Linked DNA regions of Homo sapiens: regions 1, 2 and 3 are each linked to region 4. Evidence: chromatin loops called from intact Hi-C (ENCODE). Cell type or tissue: Caco-2. All regions are shown on one strand. Region 1 has its middle 110 kb from the start of NABP1. Region 2 has its middle 95 kb from the start of NABP1. Region 3 has its middle 100 kb from the start of NABP1. Region 4 overlaps LOC124905959 (a long non-coding RNA gene).

Region 1 (2,500 bases), 72 kb before region 4:
CTTCTTTGGACTGTCCTTGGAATCTGGTGTTTTCCAGGTTCTGCCCTCTCTCTCTTCTCTGGCTTTCAGATAATAGCGTGGCATTTATTCATTTCTGGTACTATGCTAAAACCAGAGACACAAGGATGACTAAACATCACCACCTATTAGGAATCTTTGGACACATTAACATTCCAGAGCCTCAATTTTCTCATATAAAAATGGGTCATAAATACTTCAGGTCCAGACCTACATTTGCAATTCCTCATGGTGCAGCCCTGGTTACGAGCCTAACGTGACCAAAAACAAATGCTCAATATCCCCCTTGCACAATCTTTTCCTCTCTCAATAATTCCTCCCATGGCTAATGGCAGTAACATTTCTCTAGTCTAGACACAAGCTAGAAACCTGGGAATCATCCTTTGTTTCCCTTTCCCTCAACCTCTACATCCAATAAATCTCCAAGCCTACCACTTGTCTATCAGAAATATTGCTTTAAAACCTGCCACTTCATTGCCCCACCCAGACCTCATCATTTCTCCCCTGGCCAATACTACCGTAGCCTTTGTTCTCCTTTCCTTCTTCTAGGTTCTACACCGACTCCAAAATTCATTCTCCACAATGCTGCCAGAGTGACTGTTTAAAAGTAATACTTTGATCACATCTTATCTGCTCTAAAAGACTTCAGTGGTTCCTGCTGTCTATAGGATAAAGTTCAAGCATTTGTAAAACACTTCCTGTTTTGTCCACAACCTCCTTGTATGGTCTCACACTGAGTCCTCCTTCCTTTACCCAGTCACCTCTTATTTTAGCCACAAGGGTTACTGCACTTTCGCCAAGAGGAGTGAGGTCCCTGTGCTACGGTTTATGTTGTTCCTTCTGTTTGCAGCACTTTTCTCCTATTCCCCCACATGGGGACATCCTCCTGGATTTCAAAACATGTTCCAAAGTCCTCTTCTTCCCCGAGGCCTTCTTTGAGCCTTCTCTGGAGGAATAAGTCCTTCTCTATTCTTTCTGTGCTCACACAACTTTGCTTCCCTGTTCTCTTTGCCACCTTATCAGATCGCATTCATAGATGTGAGGGTTATCTTATCTGCTTATTGAGCAAGGACTGCACCTCAGGCTTTTGACCATCCCAGGAGCTTATCATGGTTCCATGGCCAGAACTCAACAAATATGTGTAGCAAGAAGCGAGTAATAAAAAAAAAAAAAAAAAGAAGAGTGCAGAATGCCAGCAGGTCCAGGGTTATATGGCAAAGCCAGCCTTGTGTTGGTCTGAACACTAAAGCAATGTTTCTTTTTGTTACCAGCAGATCCCAGAATATTCACCACTTCAATCCTATATCCTGTGACCCTCAACCTAGAGTCAAAGGAGCAAAGCCATGAAGAGAACCATTTTGTCCACATGGGGGCAGCACAGGCACTTCCACAATCGTATCCGAGGTCCCCAGGTTTCTCACCTCAAGGGTCCATTTATAGCCAGACCCAACTTTTCCTTGCCTGAGGTCCAAACTCAAGAGGCTTCACGTCTCCTCCGCCACCTTCTTCTGGGCTATAGAAGGCATTAATTTTAAGGTGATTTTAAAAAACCATTTATGGAGGTTCATCATAAATTGCTTGCCCCCAGGCGCTGGAGTAAGTTTCAATCATTCACCGTGTTCCTGAATAATGAAGAAGCTTCTCCACCGAAACAACGCTATCATACACCCAGACGGGCAACGCCTTTTTCTGTGGGTCCCTAGAAGTGTTTGTTGAGCTCTAAGGGGAGTCAGATCCAGATCTCATGCTCCCTGGAGTTTATGCTGGTTGGAGTGGGTGATTACTCCCAGGCCCAGGGGTAGCACCAGCATACCTAGCATCCACAGTCATATTAACTTTTCCACAAGGATTTTCTTTCTACTGCATTCCTACTTTTAAGAGCAGGCAGCCACAGCTGTGACAGTTTGCCATTCCTCTCCACTTGTTTCCAATAATGCCTCTTTAGTTACTTTGTGAAAAGATTCTCGACTGAGATTTTTCTTGCTTTCTATCTTCTAAAGTGTTTATTACTAGAAGATTCAACTTTCAGATTCTCTGAAGAAAATTCTTTCCTAGGAAAGGTAAGAGGTAGAAGAGGTAGCTAAAATTAGTTTCTTTTTTGGCTCTGCAAAAGCAATTGCAGCAATGGCAATAGTTGGCTGCAATAACTTAACAAATGGCTTCAGAAATGAGCTCTTCACTGGAATTTGAAAGAGCTCTCAGTGAATCCTGTTTTATAATTACTGCCTGATTCTAATGGGACACTCTAAAGCTTGAGTGTCTCCCAGTTTCATTCCTCAGGTGAGCCCTCTGGTTAACTTTGTCCAATTTGACACATCGGCACTGAACTCTCACCCGCAGTTTATGGGCTGATGACTGTTTAATTACACCTGCCAGCCTTCAGCAATCTCAATGATTAAGAATTGCAATACTGTGTCCTATTAATCTGCCTGGATTCCTTTCCATCTAAGGAAGTCAAAGAGTTTTTTGTTAATTTTTGATA
Region 2 (2,500 bases), 56 kb before region 4:
CTGAAGCATGTGATTAAATAACAATAATATTGACTTCTATTTAAAGATATGTTACTTTATTATTATGTTACTTTGCTGAATTCGTTATTAAAGATATTGACATTTGAGATGGTTAGAGTACTAGAAGGCATAGATCTGGCTATAAATTTATTATGTTTTAGAATAATATTTATTTTCTCTCTGATTATAATGGCACTACATTGTAAGGAATTTGGATCATAAGAATCACACACAAAAAACAGACAAATCTGTACTCCTACCATACATTATAGGTGAGATTATAGGTGATTATAGGTGTCATCATTCTGGCATATTTCCTTCCAATAATTTTACTGCTCTATTTAAAAATATATACATATTATATGTATAAATTTGTTTCCGGCGTTTTTCTTAATGTTACATCAGCAACATTTTCCTATGTGATTAAAATTTTTAATAAACGTAATTTTTTTTTGAGCAGAGTCTCGCTCTGTCACCCAGGCTGGAGTGAAGAGTGCAGTGGCATGATCTTGGCTCACTGCAACCTCTGCCTCCCGGGTTCAAGCGATTCTCACGCCTCAGCCTCCCAAGTAGCTGGGACTATAGGCACACGCCATCACACCCTGCTAATTTTTGTATTTGTTTAGTAGAGATGGGGTTTCACCATGTTGGCCAGGCTGGTCTCGAACTCCTGACCTCAGGTGATCTGTCTGCCTTGGCCTCCCAAAGTGCTGGGATTACAGGTGTGAGCCACCATACCTGGTGAGAAACATAAATTTTAATTGCTGTGTAATATTCCATTACATAAATGAACTCTATATTTAGTGTTCTATTTATTTATATATTTATTTTTGTGACTTTACATGACCTAAGAATTAACATGTTTGTATTTCAGAATATTTTTTAGCAAAGATCTTTAGAATTGGAATTATTGAGTCAAAGGCTAAATGTTTAACATGAAGCTATGGTAAATACTGGCTAGCTGTTTGCCAAACTTGCTTGATTTTCCTTCTGAGTACAGAGATAGGCTACATTTCTCAGCCTCCCTGGCAGTGAGGTAAGGACATGAGAATGAATTCTTCCCAAAGGAATGTGGCAGAAGTGATACAATCATGCACAATGCTTCCAGGTCTGGCCCAAAATGACCTCTTACACAATTCTCAAGGCTCTCTCTTTCCTTATTTGCTGATGGTGTGTCAGTGCAGGGTGAGCTTGAGGCATTTGAGAAAGACAGCAGAGCATTTGTCAGGCTGTTTCTGAAGAAATGTGGGGCAGAATACCCTTCATTCCCACTGGCTTGAATTGATATCAGATTGAGAAATAAAATTCCAATAAAATGTTAAGATATTGAGATTTGGGGGTTTAGACATTTTAGTGCTAGCATAATCTTAACTAATAGAGATATTACCATTGAAACTTAGGTACTACTCTGTAATAAAAACCTAAAATATGTGGAATCAGCATTGGGTAGTGAGGACATTAATATCAGAGGATAGGAAGATGGAGACTCATGTAATACAGTGGTAAAATATGTGTTAACAATTCGTGATAGCAAAGACATAGAGTCAACCTAAATGCCCATCAATGACAGATTGGTTAAAGAAAATGTGGTACATACACACCATGGAATACCATGCAGCCATAGAAAAGTACGAGCTCATAGTCTTTTGTGGGAACATGAATGGAGCTAAACAGAAAACCAAATACCACATGTTCTCACTTACAAGTGGGAGCTAAAGGATAAGAACTCATGGACACAACGAAGGAAGCAACAGACACCAGGGTCTACTTGAGGGTGGAGAGTGGGAAGAGGGAGAGGAGCAGAAAAGATAACTATTGGGTACTGGGCTTAATACCTGGGTGATGAATTAATCTGTACAGCAAATCCCGTGACATGGGTTTACCTATATAACGAACTTGCACATGTACCCCCAAACCTAAAATAAAAGTTAAAAAAGAAGTACATAAAATAAAATGTGTGTTAAAACTGTCACCAGAAATAGCATAAATGCAGCCGGGTACTCATTGAGCCTGTAGCTCTAGGGAAAGAGACTGGAAAACAGAATTTTGTGATATGTGTTGGTGGTTACTGGCTTCCATTAGGAAGGTATTAGAAGAAAAAAAAAAATGAATCAGTAAATAGCTTGACAGGTTCCAAGCAGAAATGAAAATAAATACAGAGAGAGAAGAAATCTGGGGCATCAAAGAGATTGAAACACCAACGTTTCTAGATTCCAAACAATAGGAAATACAATTAAAGGTGTAGCTTTTTCTCCCAAACCATATGACTTCAGGGATGCTGGCATCAAATTGGGTGCATGTGAGAGAGGCATGAAGCTGAGGAAGCAAGGAAAGAAATAACGGATAATAGTTACGTTTGTGAAAGAACTTTGGGTAGGGTTCCACATAAGCCTGGACTTAAAAAGCCACTGACAGCCTGAGCCTTAAAATCATCCTTGAGCCCCCAAACAGACAGAGAAGTTTCTTATCAAAAGTAGAATCAGAGTCAAGGAAAAGCACT
Region 3 (2,500 bases), 64 kb before region 4:
CTTTATGGTCACACTTCTGTGACAATGCAACTTAATTTTGCCAAAATGTATTTCTATGTTTATGCACATATACATGCTCCTCAATGGCCTATTTCTATACTCACCCAAATTGTATATAATCACAAAAAAACTGTCTTTTTTACAATACAGTTTATTTATTGCACTTCTTAAAGGCAGAAACATTCATTGTGATTTCTGTTCTCAGGTAATGAGAAGCTGTGATAGATATTAACAGAAGAAACTTTGAGTGGAAAGTTCTCCAGATTTTCTCACTGCCTCTCTCCAAATTTGATATGCTGTAATATTTTTAGTCTTATTATTATAGTGTCAGGGTGGAGATGAATCATATTGAGAGGAAGAGGTAAAGTGTTAGACTCTAAAAGTGTGTAAACAGCCATCAAGGGAAATTCTGAAGCATCCTAGTGCTTGGGGAAGGTTTAAGGAGTTTATTCTTGGCACCGTTGCCTATAATCCATAATTAGCAACCCATTGATATGGTATTTGTTAAATTCCTACATTGTAGGTTAAGACTATTGAAATTGCAGTACACCAGTGGGAAAACAGACTACAATATTCACACTGGCATAGATTTCAGTCTCTGGGAGTAGGTAGTTTGCCTGAAGCCAGATAGTTCTTAGGAATCAATAACCTCATTAGCCCCAGGAGACTGGATCTCTATACTTTGTAGAGTGGTACAGTTGCTGGAACATCTGCCAATGGGCACCTGCCTTAGTGGAAAGAGAATTATTTTTTTGTAGGCATTAAAGCTCAGAATAATTCAAAAACATTCCTCTAGGTACTGAACAACTATTTATCAATCTTACAGATGGAATTATTGCTGTCTCTGCCCGAAAGCCTTTGTTGACGTCTCCTTCCAATCAGTCAGCTCAGGGTTTAATCTGGTTAATCCCACAGAGCAATGGAGTTCTTTTTCTGCCATAGCTTTTCCTTAGTCCAAGGAGAAGGAAGAAATATTTAGATTCGTGAGAGGTCTGTGTTCTCCAGCACGCTGCTGCAGTATCAGAAATACACGGCAAAAATGAAGCAACTTGTTTTCCTTCTTCAAGGGGTAGATGAGAAATAGCTGCAGTTTTTCAAACTGTGGAAAATGTAACTATGTATGTTTCTGCTGCATGGTATAACTGACTGTCAGGTGTGGATCAGAAGCTAGTTGATGATGATAATGAAATATGTCATTATTTCCCCATTTCTAGAAGTGCTCAGTGTGAGCAGACAGTAGATCCAAAGCATAGAGTAATTAAGACCAGGCCCTAATAAAACTCAGATCCGAAGGTTGTCTTGGCTCTACCTATCAACTTCTTTTTCTATCAGTTAAAATATGTGTGGAATGTAATGATAATCTGAGTCATATTAGTGGCATGAAAGAGAGGAAAAAAGGATGGATTCAGCGATACTAAAAAGGTAGTCTCAGGAGGATTTGGTGACTGTGTTAGTTTCCTAGTGCTGTCACAACAAATTACTCCAAACATGGGGCCTAAAACAACAGACATTTATTCTTTCCTAGTTCTGGAGGCCAGAAGTCTGAAATCAAGGTGCCAGCAAAGCCATGCTCCTTTGAAGGACCTGGGTGAGAATCCTTCCTCACCTCTTCAGCTTCCTGTGAGCCTCTTAAGTCTTCCTTGGCTTATAGCTGAGTAACTCCAACCTTTGCCCCTGTCTTTCTTCACATGGCCTTCTCCTCCTTCTCTGTCTTCTTTCCATGTGAAATCTTCTTCTTTCTTTCTCTTATAAGGATGCTTGTCACTGGATTTAGGGACTATCCAGATAATCCAGGATGATCTCATCTCAAGATCCTTAACTCAAGGACCCTTTTCCCAAGTAAGGTTCTATTAACAAGTTTGGGATTAGGACATGGAGGGTACCACTTAACTCACCACAGTAACCACATGAACGTATTTGTTTGATTAAGGAGTTCTAATAGGGATGAATCCCAAATCTCTGGTCAGGACAGATGGTAAGATTGTGGTGGCAAATACCTAGAAGAGGAAACATTTGAGGAGACGCTGGTTTTCTCATTTAGTTTTAGACACTGAGTTTAAGGTGGGGGATAGAGGAAGCAGAAATTGACTTCACCATTTTGTCTCATGTTAACCCAGCTTTGAGATTTACAAGAATGCTGTCAATGTTTTTCAACTAGCACACATGCAAATAGATAAAGGCTACAGCTATTCCTGAGTTCGGCCTTAGATTATTCTATGTCTTTGTAAAATTTTACTTTCAGAATACTTTGAGATAAACAGTGTGATTTATGAACAAAATTAATTTTTCCTTTATATCCTAGCAGCAGTTAATATTTGAAGTATCCTGATCAGGAATACACACTTCAGGCATAATTACCAAGCACTTCAAATATTGCCATGGAAATCTGCTCTTAAGGACTTGATAATTAGCATAAGAGATGTAAAAATAATTTTTCACTAATGAAAAGATGGGTGTTGGACATATATATTGACTCTCGTGTCCCACCACTGTTGCATGA
Region 4 (2,500 bases):
GCTGGCAAGCCTCTGGAAAAGGTTTCCTTCTCCTAAAAGACACACAGAAGTTGATGTTCTCTCTCCTTTTTTGGAACATTGGTGCATCTAGAGTGGCCCTGGAACCACGGCAGCCATATTGCCACCAGCTGGAAGACGAAGCCAACGGTGGGAGAAGACAGAGCTGGTCGAATCCCCCAGGAGTAAAATGCAGCCTGTAGTACCCTTCCTGGATTGTATCTTACTTGGAGTCTTCTTGTTCTGGGAGGCAATAAATTTCTTTGTTATTTAAGCCATGATGAATCAGCGTTTTCAATTATTTGCAGCCAAAAGCATCCTAAGCAATAGCCAAGTATGCATGGAAGTTCATGCACTTCTCTCACAGAACATTATGTCAGACATTTAGTTCTAGGAAACAGGCTTATCTGATTTCTCAGTTCTAGGAAGCAGGCTTATCTGATTTCCTAGTTTCTGGCAGATTAGAAATAACTTTCTCTATTCTCTAGAAATAGAGAAAGTTAGAGACAGGCAGCTGGACAGAGAAGGGAGAGACATGAAGGCAGAACCAAGAACTCAAGAGGCAGCATTGTGGGGTTATTTAATGCTGGGGCAAACAAGTTCTCCCATCTCTGTAGCTCTTGTGGGTATGAGAGCATAGTTCAGTGACTAACCCATAATGACAGTCATGTGTCTGTCATCAAAGGAAGTTTGCTTTCTGTTTACTCTGTTTCAGAAGGGGAATGAGGCTGAATAGTATGTAAAAATATTTCTTTGTAAACAAGGAAAAGCTTAAGTGATTAAAAGGATAAGCTTATCTGAAAAGGCACGTGGAGAACAAACTCACTCCCTGGCTATGCTAAAAAAATGAGTGCTAATTATATATGCAAATGAAACCTATTAAAAAGTTTGCTTCATCCAGAGAAAAGGGAAGAAAAAAAAAATGAGGCAGTAGTTTGATTGCTGCATAGAGCAGCTCACTTCAGTTTTGGTCCCCATGAGAAGCCCCAGCAGAGAAGCAAAGCTAAGAAGTGAGGACATGGTGTTGCTCTTCTGCAAGTGACTTTATTTTGGCTCAATGGCTCAGCAAGTTTGCCTAAGCTGTTTCCTCAGAAGCCTGCCAGTAGGAAGTAAATAAGCTGCTTGACTCTACTCATAGAGGGGGTTGAGCACTCCTAATTAAAATGTAAATAATTCTCAGGGCCAACAGCTTGTAGACGATAATGACTGGAAAGATCACAGAAACTAAAATCGCACACGCAAAACAGGTTCTAAGTCTTTGTATACACAAACACTAAGCCTACCAATTGATTTAGTCACCTCCGTGAGAAATCACTGGAACCAAGTTATTTGCAAGCATGCAGCAGGAACCAGGTAGCTGGTATACTCTGGTGACACCAGGGAGTAAAGCTTACCAAGTCCACGGGGCATGGATAACTCAAAAAACAAGGGCTTTCTGCAATCAGCTGGTGAATCTGTGGTCCCACACAGCCCCGCCCCAAGGGTTAGGATAGCTCCTCCTGCCCAGCCCATCAGAAGTCTGCCCAGAATCTTCCAAGGCTCATATGTGGAAGATGAGCTATCTGGACAGGCCCCACCCAACAGAGAAGTGTTACTTTGGTTTTAAAATCACCCTTCATTTGAGAAGTACCCTGAAACTTTAATATGCAAATAACAGCTAAATAAAAGGAAAAGCCCAATACAGTTTCTAATTACCAACAAATGCGTATGTATCTTACACATGGTAGCTACTCATAACTTTTTAAAATGAATAAGTGATCTGTTAACCAGAGTACTACATGAGGGAAACAGAGAGAGAATTAAATACTTTTACTAAGAATGAAACTTAAGGCTCTTTAGTTTAGTAGTTTTCAATGGCATTTTTGTTTTCTTCATGCTAGGATACTGCCATACATGCTAGGATTATCTTACTGGTAAATTACTATTGTTGTTAGATAACATTTTGTTGGCATTGTCCTAAACACTCCACATTCATTATTTCATTTTATTGCCACAATAGCATGGGTACAATTATTAAGCCTATGAAAAATGAGGCTTAGAGGTGCAAAGTAATTTGCCTGAGGACACGGAATGAGGACCTGCTGGGTCACCAGGCAAACATAGGTTCATTCCTATGGCACCTCTACATATTTACCGATAATAGTTGTACTGAATTTTTTCCAGATTTTCTTTCATGTTTTAAATAGAAGAGACTGAAGATTCTCTCATCTGCATTATGATATGTTGTTTTCAGGAAGAGAGAAAACTGGAATCATACATGGAGGATGGTGAGAAATTATATATGTTCATGGAGTGTCTCACATGTTTGTCAACAGAAGTGAAAAGATCGTGACCCAATTTTAGAGTTACTTATTCAGGCAACTCTATTATAATGAGTTACTTCAACACTGTAGTGTTCTCCCATTCTAAATTCTAAAAAAAATTAATTTGTTTTGTATTTTTTTTAGTAGAGATGAGGTTTCACCGTGTTAGCCAGGATGGTCTCGATCTCATGACCTCGTGA

Evidence for each region. Peaks named below come from ENCODE experiments on the same cell type or tissue, not always from the same donor. Only the 100,000 strongest peaks of a DNase experiment are listed, where the experiment ranks them.
Region 1: it touches region 4 in a loop (5-fold over the local background); 10 of 110 quality-filtered maps call a loop at or near these places.
Region 2: a loop joins it to region 4, with 4 times the contacts of the local background. A loop is called at or near these places in 11 of 110 quality-filtered maps.
Region 3: a loop joins it to region 4, with 5 times the contacts of the local background. A loop is called at or near these places in 10 of 110 quality-filtered maps.

The regions. Positions count from the first base shown.
Region 1 is chr2:191,565,065-191,567,564 of GRCh38, forward strand. No RefSeq gene overlaps it. Among named protein-coding and RNA genes, the nearest start is that of NABP1, 110 kb to the right of the region's middle. RefSeq lists an enhancer at 1-139. In Caco-2, a CTCF peak has its summit at 1,386 (motif pointing right); DNase peaks (open chromatin) are centred at 262, 927 and 1,397.
Region 2 is chr2:191,581,451-191,583,950 of GRCh38, forward strand. No RefSeq gene overlaps it. Among named protein-coding and RNA genes, the nearest start is that of NABP1, 95 kb to the right of the region's middle. In Caco-2, no CTCF peak of the experiment used is centred here; a DNase peak (open chromatin) is centred at 1,101.
Region 3 is chr2:191,573,047-191,575,546 of GRCh38, forward strand. No RefSeq gene overlaps it. Among named protein-coding and RNA genes, the nearest start is that of NABP1, 100 kb to the right of the region's middle. In Caco-2, no CTCF peak of the experiment used is centred here; no DNase peak of the experiment used is centred here.
Region 4 is chr2:191,637,233-191,639,732 of GRCh38, forward strand. LOC124905959 (a long non-coding RNA gene) reads left to right here. Exons shown (of 3, transcript XR_007088692.1): 3 at 92-271. Among named protein-coding and RNA genes, the nearest start is that of NABP1, 40 kb to the right of the region's middle. In Caco-2, no CTCF peak of the experiment used is centred here; DNase peaks (open chromatin) are centred at 589, 998 and 1,439; H3K4me3 peaks cover 326 bases.